Linked DNA regions of Mus musculus: region 2 is linked to region 1. The links are chromatin loops, found by intact Hi-C in ENCODE. Cell type or tissue: left cerebral cortex. All regions are shown on one strand.

Region 1 (8,000 bases):
GGACATTTTGACATGAACAGCTTTCTTTGTCATTCATCTCCTCAGAGCTGAAGAGAGGCAAGAGGAATGAGTTTCAAGTTTAACTCATGTGCTGGTCTTTAATTACAACTGTTCAAATATTGCTGTTCTAATGCAGACAACAAATACCACAGGCAAGCTTCGGCTTTGTGTGCTAACCTATAACTTCAGGTTTGCCTAAGCCCGGCCTGTCCTAGTCACTAGTTTGGTCCCTGCATTGGCATGGTGCTTAGCAGAATAGTGCTTAGCTTGCAAAGTGAATGGATCCATTGGAAGAAGAGAAGACAGGAGGGAGAAAGTGAAAAAGAGGAGAAAAGATGAATCAATTTGACCTGCATTCAAACAGTTGCTTTCAGTAATATTTTCCTGAAGTTGTTTTGGATCTGGGGATAGATGCTTAGCAATACAACGTTTCAAAAGTTTTCATGGATATAAATCATAGCCATAACTCCGGTTACTATGACCTGTGGGTAACAAGTGCATTTACTTTTCTTGTTGGGTAATTGATAGAAATAATTATGGTGTGATAACAGGTTTCCGTGAGATTCTTTTCCACTTCATACCTCGATGTGACTTTGCTTTTAATATGACTGAACGCTCCCCTAGCATCAACTGTGGTTTTGTTGAGAAGGGAATGATTCTTCAGCAGTGGCATTTTTAGTCTTTTCTCTCCTGGCACAGTTACCTGATGTTAAAGATAAAGATAGTATGTCTGCTTTGCAGTTGATTTGAATGTGTGTTTGTTTCCAGTAATTTCAGCTTTCTTACCCTGGAGTAGTTTTACCCATCACTTAATTGTCCCTAGCTGATGTCTAGAAGGTCTTTTTAAACTCCTTAACTGCACAATGAGGCCTCAGTGGACACCTAGATTGTGTCTGCTTGGGAAAATGCCAAACACTAATGAGTATTTTGCTTAATGGGATGGAAACTGAAAGTGCATGCCTCTTCCCTGGCTGATCAATGCCCACTCCTGTTTTTCCAGTGTATCTAGACATCCTAAACTCAAGAACAAAGGCTGTAGGAGCCAGATCACTTAGTATCTTCTCAGAGAAGGATTTACAGATTCAGAACTTCTTTTGAGTTGGACCTTGAACTGAAAAAGAGAACTGGAACCCTTTTGAGCTAAAGCTCTTATAGTTTCAGACATTTTTTTGCATGTTAGTTTGCAGGTAAGGATAAGGGAATAAATCATGTTGTTTAAATCTAATCTAAGCAATACTTACTTCAATAACTACCATTTATTATGTTATCCTCATTTCATTATAAAATATTTAAAACTATATTTACTTTGATTTTTGAAGTTCAGAGCCCAATGTTTTTAATGCAAGTTTTAAAATAGCTAATTAAAACACTACCTTCATGAGAAAAAAAAAAGAAAAGGGGGAGAAATCCCTTAAGTAATTCAGTAAACCAACATCATCAAGTATGCTTGAGTGAAGAATGATTTCCATGTGATGCTCATGTCCCACACAAGACTAAATGAAAAGTATAGTGTGTTTCATTTAACTGTATCTGGTCATATTGATACAGCACTCCCTTTGGTAACCTTTATAATTTACAGATTCTGTAAAGGTGTTAGATAATTTTCTAAGGCATTTACATTTTTCAGTTGAAGTTCACATCTTGCCCAAAGTTTCTGGGTCTGGAGATGATGAGAAAAGATGAATGTTGCATCTAGCTAACACAGGTGGTCTCATATCTGAACTTGGACTTCAGGACCACACTTTCCCTCTGGCATCTATAGTCAAGTCACCATTTTGCTTCATGACACTATTTCATGTCTTTGGAGACTCTTGAAAAATACAAGCTTCTAAATTAGAGTTTATAATAGAAACCTTGCCTGACCCTTAATAATTGTTACTTTACTGAAACATTCTAATGCCTGAACTAAGTTGCTTATTATACCAAACATGAAGTCTTTTGACCCTCAAGGTTCAATATTGATTAGTCCTACTTTTGTCAATATTTACCTCTGGTGTCAACAATGTTCAGTCTGGAATAAATTCAAGGGTGAATATTCTTCTTAATCCACACAAATTTAAAATCTTCAGTTCCTACAAATTATCATTTTACTTAGTGAAATACTTTGTTTGCTTCTTCTTCACTCATAATTTATGATTAGATAGTGGGCAACAAATGTCATCATAGCAAGTCAAGTATAAATTAACACTATACTGGAGAAAGAATTCATTAAAACTAAAACTTTCACTGATAAAATCCCTCTAAGTCTAAAGGTTAGGTAAAGCAGGCCTCTATTATATATTCAACAAAAGGGTCTCAGCTATCTTTTAATCCTGAGAACATGGAGGGAATTTTTTAACAGGAAAGCTGACGTGCTTTCTTTGCTCTTGGATAATGCAATAGAAGGTTCTAGATTTTCTTTAAGCTGTGATATTTTTCATGCTATCAACTATGCATTAAAGCTATTCTCTTCATAAACTATATGTTTTTCACTCAATTTCCTGACAATTCAAAATTTAACTATCAAATAACTACAGCGGAAACATTATGATGGCCTTAGTTAAAAAGAAATTCTCAGGAAAGAGAAGAAATAGGAAACTTTTATTGTGCTCTGAAGATGGATACTCTCATGAGAATTTCCTCCCCTTCATGTGCCTTTATACTTTAGTGATAAAATATATACTTTACATTTCTACAACCGCAGGTTTATAATGTACATTATTTCGTGTTGTACCTCTGCAATTAATATCATCATTACTTTCCTTTGAGTAAGCTAATATCATCTCCACATCTAGGAAAAGACATTTTCATTTTAATTGTGCGACAAGTAGAATTCTCCCTAAAGGATAAAACAGGAAAATTGAGTCTGGCAAATATTTAACATTATTTCCACTTGGCTTAAAAACAGGAAACTCCTCATGGAAAATATAACAAGGGAAAATGGAGAGATGGATCCGTGGTTCAGAGAAAGTACTGGTTTTGCAGAAGTCAAGAGTTCCATTCTCAGTACCACTATGTTGGATGATGCACAGCCACCTGTGATTTCAGCTTCAGGGTATCTGACACCATCTTCTGGCCTTTGTGGGCAGGTATTTACATCTGTACCTCCCTAAATGTGCATAATTTTAAGAATAAATCATTTTTAAGTAATAAAAGATTCATGGTATAAGACTAGTATGAAAGAGAGGAATCTTTATCCCAGTCTCATCCTCTAAGAGATAAGCTTTATGGTTGACAAATTTATCAGCTGCCAATTCTCTTCTGGCTATGTCTAGAATCAATAGTGAAAATTCCTCATTATTCTAGTTTTTTATTTTGGAGCCCAGGATGGATGCACAGATGGGCAAGATGGTACCTGCCCTGCTGCTGATACCCATGATGCATTTCACCAGAGGGATGTTCCTGGTGGCATGGTGGTATAGCACTTATTCTGTCAAATAAGAGCTACATGATACTCTGCTTATGCTTATTCTGAAATCTCCCTGATTCACTGATGTAAAGCCAGTCATGCGATTTCAGTATTAACTTTGCAGCCTTTTGTTTAAACTAATGCCACGTATATACCTTTGCTCCTGGATAGAAACACATGCATTGCTGCAGAGCTTCAAAGCATCCCTCTGACAACATAAACTCCATGTCCTTTTAGCTTCTACTAGAGATATATAGAGACAGCTTCTTCTGGGTGGCTGGATGAAACCTGTGAATGAATTGATTCCTCTGGAATGGGAGCTTGCTGATTACATCAGCATTATCCTTTCATCTTCTTTGACCAGAGGAATTGTCTTTGCAGATATGTCTAGTCTAGCACTCTGTTTGCCTTTCCTGTCAAGTCATTCCCTTCCAAGTAGAAAGAGCCAGATGTATTCTGAAGCATTCACAGTCTATTTCAGGACCCTGTAGTTAGCAAAGACTGTTCTTTTCTATATAACAGATTGTTTAAATCTGCTGCGGTGTTATACATGCATTATCTCCTTTAATCTTCCTGGGAATTTGTTAAGGTGCAAAGAGATTCGATGACCTGAACCAACACCTAGAAGAGTGAACCTGCTTACTCTGCCCCTGGGCTCTTACTCTGAACCACTCAGTTTCTAATGTTTCTCTTGGAACTGCCTTCCTATCACTAAAATCATATAATGAATTCTTTCAATTTGGTAGAAGAATGAATTCCAAGAACTTATGAACAACTTTGTTCAAAATGGAAACTGTACCGAAGATAGAGCTGGAGATCAGAAGAATGTTCATTTACTTCTCGTGTACAAGTTGGTCCACAGGATTAAAGAACGTAGCAATATGATGACTCTCTCTGCCTTTTTAGACAAAGCACAATTTTACCACACAATTGCTCAAGTGCATGTTCTATAGTGTGCATCAGACTCCTCACCAATATCATATCTGCAGGGCTCTGGGTCCATATGAGAGCTTATTTTCAATAAACAGTGAATGACTTCCATTGTCCTTTATGATTCGAAACCATGAATCAATGCAGATTCCTCTAGAAACTTCTCTAAGGAATAGCAGGCACTTTCAATTAGCCTCTAATTAATTTGCTTTATTCTATAAATTAAAAATGGGAGAGTTATTTTAATTCAGAAACAGAGGCATAAAAATATGGAACAAAGATTCAAGGAATATCCACATCATAAATCAGAGTACATATAAACTCATAAATACATACTATGTTCATTCAGATAATGGATGCTTTCTTCCCAACACTCCTTGGTTGCCCAGACCACTTCTCAGTCCTTAACAAATTGCAAAAGTCGCTTGCTTTAAATCAAATTCATGATAAACATTTGCAAGGTCTAGCACATCCAGGTCTCCAGTTATTTTTCAAAAATGAGTCAGTGGAAAAATCAGGTTTCCATAAAGCATGATTTTTACATAGGCCTTTGGATGATGAAACTTGGTATAATGAGAGAGAAAAGGCATTTTAAATCTTCATGGAGCTGTGGAAACGAACTCGTGTGTGTGTGTGTGTGTGTGTGTGTGTGTGTGCAGTGTATACATGTACTTTAATTCCTTATTGCATACAAGGAAAAGCCCATATCCACACCCACTCAAACAATGTTCAAGGCTCTTTACAAACTGAGGCCAGTCTACCTTTTTAAGACTATTTCCCATCAATGGCTTGTATGTTTCACATTCTCCCATGACTGCACGCTTTGTCCTGGCAGCACTGCATACATCCATGTGTCAGTGCCCCTGAGCATGCTTCCTCTTAAGCCTTTATGTCACCTATTTAGCTCTGTTCATTTGGCAATATTACAAGGCTCTTTCTTTTTACGAACACTTTGTCAACTCCTCTTTTTTAAATCTCCACTCACTATGCCCTACAAGAAGTAACTTTTATTTATATCTCTAGTTCTTGCAGTATTTTATTATTATTGAATATGTTTACATGTACTACAGCTCCAAATGAAAAAAAAACACAACTTATTTATTTTGTACACCCAAACATACTGTCAGATTTCAATACACATTTCTGTCTTGAAGTCTGATATGTAATTGCAGCTGCCCTTCTATACTAATACAGACTCAAATGTGCCTAGCAATTCATGAAGCAGTGTGAAGACGTTAATTATCTCTGCTACAATGAGAACTTTCTACAAGTGGAAATGGAAGAGAGATTTCACTAAGGAGCCAGGGAAACCTCTTTTGCTGCCATTAAAATTGCAAATAAATGATTTAAAAATGCACACTCTAAGCACTTCAGCTGGAGAAATACCAGCCTAGTTAAGGATACAACCAAGTGCTTTCTGCTTAGCTCTCCACCTTTCTGACTCTAGAACCCACCGAATACCCACCCATTCTCATGCATGGCTCTTTCAGAAGGAGAAAACAGTAGTTTCCTAACATATCTAAAGTATATTAGTTCCACATGAAAGTGGTGGGATGTGTGTACTACCGTGATGTAGTCCTTCTCTAAGCACTGAGAGCTTCTCTTATTCCCTTGTTCATCAGAATTAAGCAGTGGATTCTCAGGCAATATGATGAGACTGTGTGTGGAGGATTCTCCAGTTTCTGTTCCACTCTTACACATCACTCCTACTAAGGGCAGCAACATTATCCCAATATCACACACAACCCAGTGCACTTCAGTTTGCATCTCAGCTCTTGCTGGAAGCTGGAGTAGATGTAACATTGACAGCAACCTGGGCCTCTTCAGGTCCAATTTTGATCCTGCCTGCTTCAGAAGACGGGTGGTTAGACTTTGTCCTCCCACTCATGTGGTTGATGTTGCAGAAAGAATCCAAAAGTATGATTATAAACTGCCAACAAATTTTCTTCTCTACTTTAGAAGGTGGGAACATTTAAAAGCCTTACAATGAGAACTGGGCGTTTGTTTAGAGGTTGTACTAGAGGAACACTGTTCTTCGTATAGTCTTGAGTGAAGACCAGTGCTCCTGTAGCACAGGAGGTCATCCTTTTTGATCTAGCAGCAGAAGCTTCAGCGGGGATGCACATCAAACAGTGAGGAGGAAGCAGACACCAGCATGACCAGCTGGATCAGCGGAGTTAACCCTAACCATCAGTTAGGTTACTGATGCCACACACAGATGTCACACACACATAGCCTTCTTGGTTCTGTCTGTAGAAAGCTGTGGGTTCTTTTCTCTTCCTTTATTACTTTTGCTTCCTCAGACTTCAATCAGAAACAGTTTGTATCAACAAGGTGATGTCACTCGTGTGTACAAACAAATGCTAATAGCTACCACAGCTCTAGAAGTAGCAGGGCCATCTTTTGCATTTTTTAACAATTCATGCTAGTGGGTGTTGTTTTTCTCATCATAATTTCCAAGATCAGCTGCCAAAGAGCATTTCTCAGAGATTTTTGTAGCATATATGTATCCAGAACATGGGTGCAAGAAATAAACAATGATGGCAGGAATCATCCCTAGGACTGGAATTTTAAGTAACTTCTCCTAGGAGATGAAAGACCCTCATGTCAACATTTGCATATCAAGATTTTACTCACACATATACTCATCATAAAGTGTAGCCCAATGCCAGGAAAATTTACAATTTATTTATTTCAGGTGCTAAAATTAGTCTGTGCTGAGGATGATTCCAGCATTGGAACACAAAGGAACATCAGACTATTGGTGCACAGGCGCATTTTAGGCAGTTATGTGAAAGTGAGCATTACCCTCATAAGCCTTGGCTTCCCTCTTGCTTAAGTGAATTAGGCTGTGAAGATTCCTATTAGCGTGTCTCTCTGTGTCTGCATTGTGTTTGCGCATGTCTGCTTAACAGGTTTTTTACTTTTCTCTTAGCTCTCCTAAGTTTTCCTGCCTCTCTCTCCAGTTGCTGAGCCGACAGGACATGGACAGATCAGACTAAGTGAGTGCAGCCTGCAGAGAGCAAAGCCAGATTTACTAACTTTGAGACGACTTCTAGTGAGCTCTCACCATACACCTGGCTGGCTTGCCATAAAGGCAACTGAGCCCATCGCCCTAAATCGGTTAAAAGATGACACTGAGAGATTTTCAGCAGGAACGATTCCATTTTTCCCTCTCACCAGTTACATGGTTAGCTGGTCCATGTACTGATTTGTTATAGCACATAGAGCTGACTTGCGCCTTGCCAGCCTTCTCAATGCCTTCCTGGCACTGGAAACTGACAATCTCCTGGGAATGTATATGAAGGAAAGTCTGAGCTTCCCTCCTTCAAGGACACTGTGTTCAATCCATTATCTCTAACTCATGTGCAATAGCCTAGTCTATCAAAATACAGTGATTGAATAAAACTTTCATTCTAGGTAATGAATGCATTGATTTAATAAAGGATTTGTTCTGTATGGTATTATAGTTCCCTAAATGAACACTGAAATCCTAAAATGGGAAACTTATCTTTGGTCTAAGTTAAAGCATAGGCACTTCTTTTAAACTGCATACCCTAATAAGGCAGCAACCAACTTGATACTTAAAGCAGGAAAAGTCTATTATATGAGTTCTTAACATTTTCCAGCTATTGTAAAGCCACCTGCTTTTCCTATCATAAGTACATCTGGCATCCAGCAA
Region 2 (8,000 bases), 130 kb before region 1:
CTTTAACTCTTAAATTGGAGCAGAGTATTATTTTCTAGGATCCACTCTATTTAAGTAATTCAAAGATTATAAATCTCATCTGCAAAGAGATAAGAAATAAAAGATAACCAATATAAAAATGGTAGAAAGTCTTAAAAGTTTTAATAATTATTCATTCTACCATAAAGAAATTATACCTAAAATAATTTATATTTGTTCGTGTTACCCCTGGGAATGTAGAATTATACACTATATCAGGATCTCTCACTCTAAAATTTCTTTTTTTCCATAAAAAGAATTTATGCTTTGATAAGGCATGTAATCATAAAATTTCCCTTTATATATAACCTGTTTTTGCTGAACTACTCAACTTTTCCTCTAATCATGAAACTACCCTAGTTCTCATAATACTCATAAAATTACCAGTGACTTTAAAACTCACACCCACACACACAAACACACACACACAGCATTTAATAAGACTGATTTGAAGGTCAGACTAAGGAGTACAGTCGCAGAAAGTATGGACTGCATCCTAGTCTTCAGTAAAGAAACAAATTCCTAACATCTTACAAATTCTTTGCAAATAATTATAAAACACTCTAAGAGCCTAGTGCTTTGATTCTAGTTTCTTCTAATCCTAAAACAACTCCATCTTTGCTCATAGTTAATTTTGATATCTTAGACATATTTTCATTGAATAAATTGAATTTTACCTTATTCTTATTTCTTTTAAAAGTATTTCCCCTGTCTTTTAAAAATTATGTTATTGTTTTATATACACACACACATACATATGAAGGTATATATATTCACGAAGGTAAAGAAATACAGTAAAGACTGACAACTTGGATGCATATGGTTTTGTGGAAAGGATAATTGCAAGTGGAGGGGTGATTAGGTCTCCACTGAGGAGCTGTTTCTCCTGTCTCTGCTGAAGCAGACCTTCTTGAGACCTGAAGTTCCTATTAACTGCTTGAAACCAAAAAGATTCATTCTCAGTAAGCTAAGAAATCCAGATTTAGCTTGTGCCTTGGTAAAAGTTACTTGATGGCAAGAAAGTGAGTCCCCCTAATGAAAGCTGACAGGCAGGACTCTTGCCACACTCTGTTGGCATCTAAAATTGCGGCACATCATTCAAGCGAAATCAATAATCCAACTTTTATGTCCTAGGCTCACTACAGTGAAATTTCATTATTCTATGATCATTTGGGTCTTGCTGGATTAGGCTGTGTACTGCAGCAGTAAAAGGCAGCTCAAATAGATCAAAACTGTATTTGCCGGACTTACCCCACGATCCTAACATTTAAGCAGAGATGCTATAAAAGTTAGAGCCTTATTACCTGAACATTCCTATCCTGAATAACATTTAGAAGTTTAATTGACCATATTGAAGAGTTAAATTTATAAACTGTAGTGTTCCTTAATCAAGGCAAACAGAGTCAGCAAGAGGTAGTTTATTTCAGTGTAAAACTTGGAGGATTACAAGAGAGAAACTCTGCCTTCTTTCTCTTTGGACCCAACTTCCCCTGCAACCCTCTTTTTCTATGGAGCCAGAGTATTTTTTATAGAAAAGAGGACTTGTTCTTAGGGAAGGTCCACACGGCCGTAAAAGCTAGGTCGTACATTTGCTTTAAAGCAGGAGCTCCTTAAGTGTGTTTGCACAGGGAAGCATGGACCAGGCCCAAATCCAGGCTTAAACATTCTCTCCTTGTTATCACCTCGTTAAGCTCCCAGAGTCAAGACTATGCCTCCTACATTCACAGGTATGGGGCCACTAATTAAGAAGAAGGGGATCATTACCAATTCTCATTAACATCAATTGGAGTTTTAAAGCCAAATCCCTGGACTGAAAATTTACCCCCTTAATGTTCAACACAGGTGAACGAATAAAATCATTTAAATGCCTGTATCATGGGGGAGTGCAAATGTGCTCTCCAAGGATGAACAAATTGCTCGCTGCAGTCTGGTGCTAATCCTATTGCTCAGTGAAAGGCAGGCAGAGCTTTGAAGAAAAATATACAACTGGAAAGAAAGACACAGGTGGAGAAAGAGATGCTGACAGAGTGGGTGGTGCTGATGGGAACAAAATATGGGAAGGGGGTAACTGGATGTCCAGGTTATTATCTGAAAGGTGTGCCATTTTCAGTAAAGATATTCAGGAGAGCAAAAGTATAGCTGGAACCTAAGCGCTCGGTAGATATTTGGACTGATTAGTGAAGAACTAATGCCCACCCATGTGTTTTAATAAATGTTAACCTGTCGACGAGTGCTTGAATCTTGTACATGATTGGATTCTTATTGTTCGAAAATTTTCAGGATCATACTCCTTAGTTGAGCTCTGTAATTGTAAGAGCGATATATAACACTTTTATTGTAGGGAAATGTTATATTAAGATGCTTCAAAATGCTTCAGTATATGAAGAAGTTAAAGTGTCTTGTGTTATGTGATTTGAGAGTTCAGTCCACTGGTGTGTAAGTCATATGCAAATTGCCTTTGGGCAGGACAAATAACTTTTACATCGAACAAGATATCCTCTTCTTTGTAATTGGAGAGGGTAACAAAAATTTTAAAGGAATTCGTACTTTTCTTGATAATTTTCACTCTTTACCTCACTGTAAACAAGCCCAAAATATTCATAAGATTAATATTTGCTTCTAAATGATATTCACATTCAATAACTATTTCTGGCTTCACAGAATGATGAGTAATATCACTAATTATTTTATGAATTGCCCATATTTAAATTATATTAGTAATGTGAACTGTGACTAGCCTTCTGCCAGAATATAAGGGTCTGAATTTTTCAAAACATCAGATTTCTTCATATTACTGTCAATAGTAGTTACAAAATCTTAGAACACTGTCACTGGAGGGAACCTTCAAAGCTATCTAGTTAAATGCCACAGTTTACTTTTGAATTCCAAAAATTAACAGACTTTACAAAGTTTGTAGGATCCTATTAGAAATTTGGTTTCCTGACCCTATAGCATCCCTGAGATGAACAGTTCTCTAGAGACAGCTCTTGTCCTTCATTTTGTCAACTCAAACTATCTGGGCTCAGATTCAAAAAATGTTTTAAATTTGTCATTAATAATAGCAAAATAAACCTTGTTAGAAGAAATATATATTATATTTGGATGTATGTATATTAACATATAGGTATGGAAGATATATATTATATTAGTATATATAATATATTATATTAAATGTATACTAAAGTGATCACTTCTTTCCTTCAGATAGGCTTGCCTTACCACTATGTAGACATTAACTTTTTATCTGTTCACCTGCTTAAAGATTGAAAGACAGTGATAATAGATGTATAGATGCATCATGGGATGAATAAATTGTATGAGTAAGAATAGATAAAATGAATGTGTTCTTGAAAGAGCGAGCACATCAATCCGTGGCTACATGGCATTTGTACCCATGTGTCTAGATATACCTCACCAATCAGTCATTCAGAAACTCTAGCTTTCAGAAGGGAAAAATCTTTGGTGCAAAAATGTGATAGAACAAGCCTAGCGTTTAAAGAGGTCATTCAAGGGACTCTCCTGACTTCCAGAAAGGAGGTAAGAAGAGGGTACCAACTGTCTGAGCAAGCTGTAACTTAGCATTTTGATATATTGGTTGGTTATGAATCTTTGCCATTTTATATTGATTCATAAGCAGTAGTTAATGTTGCTTGGTATATCAAACCTTACCTGAGCATGAAGTGTTGACATTTGTATGTAGCTTCTATCTTCAAGGAGCTTAAAAACTAAAAGTGTTTATCCTTCAAAGCTTTCCCCACAGTGATGACTTATAACCTAAACCTGTTGTTCTTGAGCATTAAATACCCAAGCATTTATGGAAAGTATTTTGAATCTTCCATCAAATAATTATTGGCTTTTTTGTAAGATAATATATTAGTTGCTGTCGTGAAGTAGTTCATAAACTGTTAAGACAAATAAAACTAGCTTATAAATACTTATAGATTAAATGGAATTAAGTGACAGTATTATGTAGGAAACACTGTCTATTCTAACAATCCCGAGGCAATAAAGACAGAATCACAGAAATGGGAGAAAATGTTTGTCCAAACACTATCAGTGTTGAGTAGCCATATCTGGGATCTGATTCCACCAGTCACTAGGTTCTCAGTAGCACTGTCTCTTTGAAGATGGTGTGCCATTTGCATAATTAAAGCAAAAAGAATATTGAAGTGTCATAATAAAATGTTGCTCAGTAGTGAGGAAAAGCAGCTTCTACCAGTAAAGTAATTTTGTAAGTAGAAATATCGTTTTTCCTGTAAAGTCTCTACAACATCTCACAGTTTAGTGGTCTTTCAGATTGGATTTTCAAATGAAGAAAATAGGAGAAACTGTAGGTGTGGTGAACCATCCAGAGGAAGCTACAAAGGAAAACTCAAACAACCAACTCATATTAATAGGCATTCATTCCAACCCAAGGACAACAGTATCCCTTGTGACATACAGTCTGTAACACTGAATAGGGGCGTGAGGTGTTAGGTATTGCACTTGAACTCATGAGCTTTAGAGCTGACCAGAGAATAAGCTCACTTTTGCCTTTGTTACCTGTCAGTTAAGTGACCAAATATCTCTGTCATCTGTAAAAACTAGCTAATGTCACAATAAAAATCAGTGGCAATTTTTACTTCTCTGCACTGTATTCCTTTACCACTCTTGAAATGGCAAACAATCATTTCTTTAAAAATCTGGTTTCTTACAATCTGTTACAAACTCAACTGTTGAGCCACTGGCTTATAAATCAATTTGGAGTTTTATTTTTTAAAAATTCTCTTAATGCCTAAACAGTCCATGCACATATTTCAATGTGACTTGATTTGAATTTTATGGGTTATCTGAGTCTCTGTCTTGTTGCTGGGAAGAGAAACCATGACCAGAGCAATGCTTATAAAGGAAAGAATTTAACTGGGGTCTAGTTTACAGCTTCCCAGTCTTGGTTCATTATCATCGTGGGGCCTTGGTGCACATGCAAGCAGGCATGGTGCTGGAAAATTCGTTGAGAGTTACATCATGATCTGCAGTCAGGAAGAAAGAGAAAAGGGGAGCTAGCTTCAGTTTCTAAAACCCCAAAGCCCACCTCCAGTGACACACTCTTTCTAACAAAGCCATACCTCCTAATGACCAAGAATTCAAGTTTTTCAGCCTATGAGGGTCATGTGTTATTTTCCTATTTTTTTATTAGATATTTTCTTTATTTATATTTCAAATGCTATCCTGAAAGTTCCCTATACCCTACCCCTGCCCTGCTCGCCTACCCACCCACTCCCACTTCTTGGCCCTTGCATTCCCCTGTACTTTGGCATATAAAGTTTGCAAGACCAAGGGGCCTCTCTTCCCAGTGATGGCTGACTAGGCCATCTTCTGATACATATGCAGCTAGAGACACGAGTACTGGGGGTACTGATTAGTTCATATTGTTGTTCCACCTATAGGGTTGCAGACCCCTTCAGCTCCTTGTGTGCTTTCTCTAGCTTCTCCATTGGGGGCCCTGTGTTCCAACTTTGATGACTGTGAGCATCAGCTTCTGTATTTGCCAGGCACTGGCATAGCCTCACAAGAGACAGCTATACCAGAGTCCATTCAGCAAAATCTTGCTGGCACATGCAATAGTGTCTGGGTTTGGTGGCTGATTATAGGATTGATCCACTGGTGGGGTAGTCTCTGGATAGTCCATTCTTTCTTGTTAGCTCCAAACTTTGTCTCTGTAACTCCTTTCATGAGTATTTTGTTCCCTATTCTAAGGAGGAATGAAGTATCCACACGTTGGTCTTCCCTCTTCTTGATTTTCTTGTGTTTTGCAAATTATATCTTGGGTATTCTAAGTTTCTGGGCTAATGTCCACTTATCAGTGAGTGCATATCTAATGACTTCTTTTGTGATTGTGTTACCTCACTCAGGATGATGCCCTCCAGGTCCAACCATTTGCCTAGGAATTTCATAAATTCATTCTTTTTAATAGCTGAGTAGTACTCCATTGTGTAAATGTACCACATTTTCTGTATCCATTCTTCTGTTGAGGGGCATCTGGGTTCTTTCCAGCTTCTGGCTATTATAAATAAGGCTGCTATGAACATAGTGGAGCATGTGTTCTTATTACCAGTTGGAACATCTTCTGGGTATATGCCCAGGAGAGGTATTGCTGGATCTTCCGGTAGTATTATGTCCAATTTTCTGAGGAACCACCAGACTGACTTCCAGATTGGTTGTACAAGCCTGCAATCCCACCAACAATGGAGGAGTGTTATGAGAGTCATTCTTATTCAAGCCACCACATCCCATTCTCCTGGCCCCCACAGGCTTCTAGTAATTTCATAATGCAAAATGCATCAGTCCAATTCCAAAAGTCCCCATAGTCCTTCACAGTATTAACACTATATAAAAGCCCAAATTTCAAGTTCAAAGTCTGAGACTCATGGAAATGTCTTTACTATAAACCCCTGTAAACGTAAAAACAGCAGATCATGTACTTCCAACACACATTGACACTGAACATGCATTGCCATAGCAAAGGGAAGGAAAAGGAGCACAGTGGGGAAATACTTGACCAAAATAAGACCAAAAACAAACAAACAACAACAACAAAATCCAGAAAACAAACAAAAACAAACAATAACAAAGAAACAACAACAACAAACAGCTGGGAAAAACTTCATGTCTGATGCCAAATCTCCATGTCTGATAACAAAGTGTTCTTGAGATCTCCAACTTCTTCCATTTTTGTTCACTACCACACACTTCTCTCTCTTGGGATGGTTCCACATCTGGTCTGCAGCTTTCCTTACTGGTATCCCAAGGTTCTGGTATCACTAACATCTTGTGGTCTCTGAGGCTCTCCAAGCTTCATCTTCACAGCTTCTCACCATAGCCTCTCTAGGACTCCATCAGAACCCCTGACATATATCTGATCTCAAAGGTTTCCTTAGCCATGGAGGGAGACTCTACAACTTCTTTCACGCATCCTTGACTCTAAAGCCAGAATGATGTGAATGACGCTGTCTAGTTCTACTGCTTGCTGGGCCTGGAATATGACCCCCTTGTTCAAATACATTTCTACCAGCTTTATGCTTTCAATGGCTTCCTTCACTGTCCAAGTTTGGGTGTCCTGGAATATCTTCTATATACCAGGCAGACTTCAAACTCAGAGATCCGCCTGCCTTTGCCTCTGGAGTACTGGGATTAAAGGTGTGTAGAACCATGCTCAACCATAAGCTTTTCTTTAATACCTTTTATATGTAGGGATCTTAGCTGGGTGGGGTCTTGCCCTGAAGAAACCACTCCCTTTATTCCATTTAGTATTTGGCTCATCTCCTTACACTTTTTATCTCCTTAAACATTGGACTTATCTCCATTTTTACTTCCTGGTGCTTCTTTTCTGTTCAAAGTATACATTTTGTAATTTGCCATGCTCAACTTGCTACTGTTCATTATAAATCTGGTAAAACTAACCACTATAGCCACACAACTGAGTCAATACTAGGCTGCCTTGAAATCTCCTCTGCCAAGGCCATTGATCTGAAACTTTTCTATTTAGCCTCATGCAAACATTTTTGGACAAGAGCAGAAAGCAGCCACATTCTTCACTAAAATATTACAAGAATAATCTCTAAGCCACTTACTAATTAATATTCTTCTCTGGAATCTCTTGAGCAGAGCTGTTATAATCTGCTTTACTATCAGCACCACTGTCTCCTCTGCTCCTCTTAGTATGATCAATTAAAGCCCTAGTAAAGCATTCAACTATTTTTTCCTAATCCAAGGCCCCCAAAATCCATATTCAGCTAAAAAAAAAAAAAAAAACAAAAACATGGTCAGACCTATCAGCACAGTGCCCTAGTCCCAACCTCGCTTCTAGTACCAAATTCTGTATTAGTCGGTATTCTATTGCTGTGAAGAGACACCATGACCACAGCAACTATTAAAAGGAAAACATTTAATTGGGGCTGGCCTGCAATTTTAGAGGCTTAGTCCATTATAATTATGGTGAGAAG

What was found. A loop is a pair of places that touch in the nucleus more often than their neighbours do. Peaks named below come from ENCODE experiments on the same cell type or tissue, not always from the same donor. Only the 100,000 strongest peaks of a DNase experiment are listed, where the experiment ranks them.
Region 2: it touches region 1 in a loop (2.5-fold over the local background); 2 of 42 quality-filtered maps call a loop at or near these places.

What each region holds. Positions count from the first base shown.
Region 1 is chr2:114,268,664-114,276,663 of GRCm38, reverse strand. No RefSeq gene overlaps it. Among named protein-coding and RNA genes, the nearest start is that of Zfp770, 71 kb to the right of the region's middle. In left cerebral cortex, no CTCF peak of the experiment used is centred here; a DNase peak (open chromatin) is centred at 3,780.
Region 2 is chr2:114,401,285-114,409,284 of GRCm38, reverse strand. No RefSeq gene overlaps it. Among named protein-coding and RNA genes, the nearest start is that of Gm31146, 25 kb to the left of the region's middle. In left cerebral cortex, no CTCF peak of the experiment used is centred here; no DNase peak of the experiment used is centred here.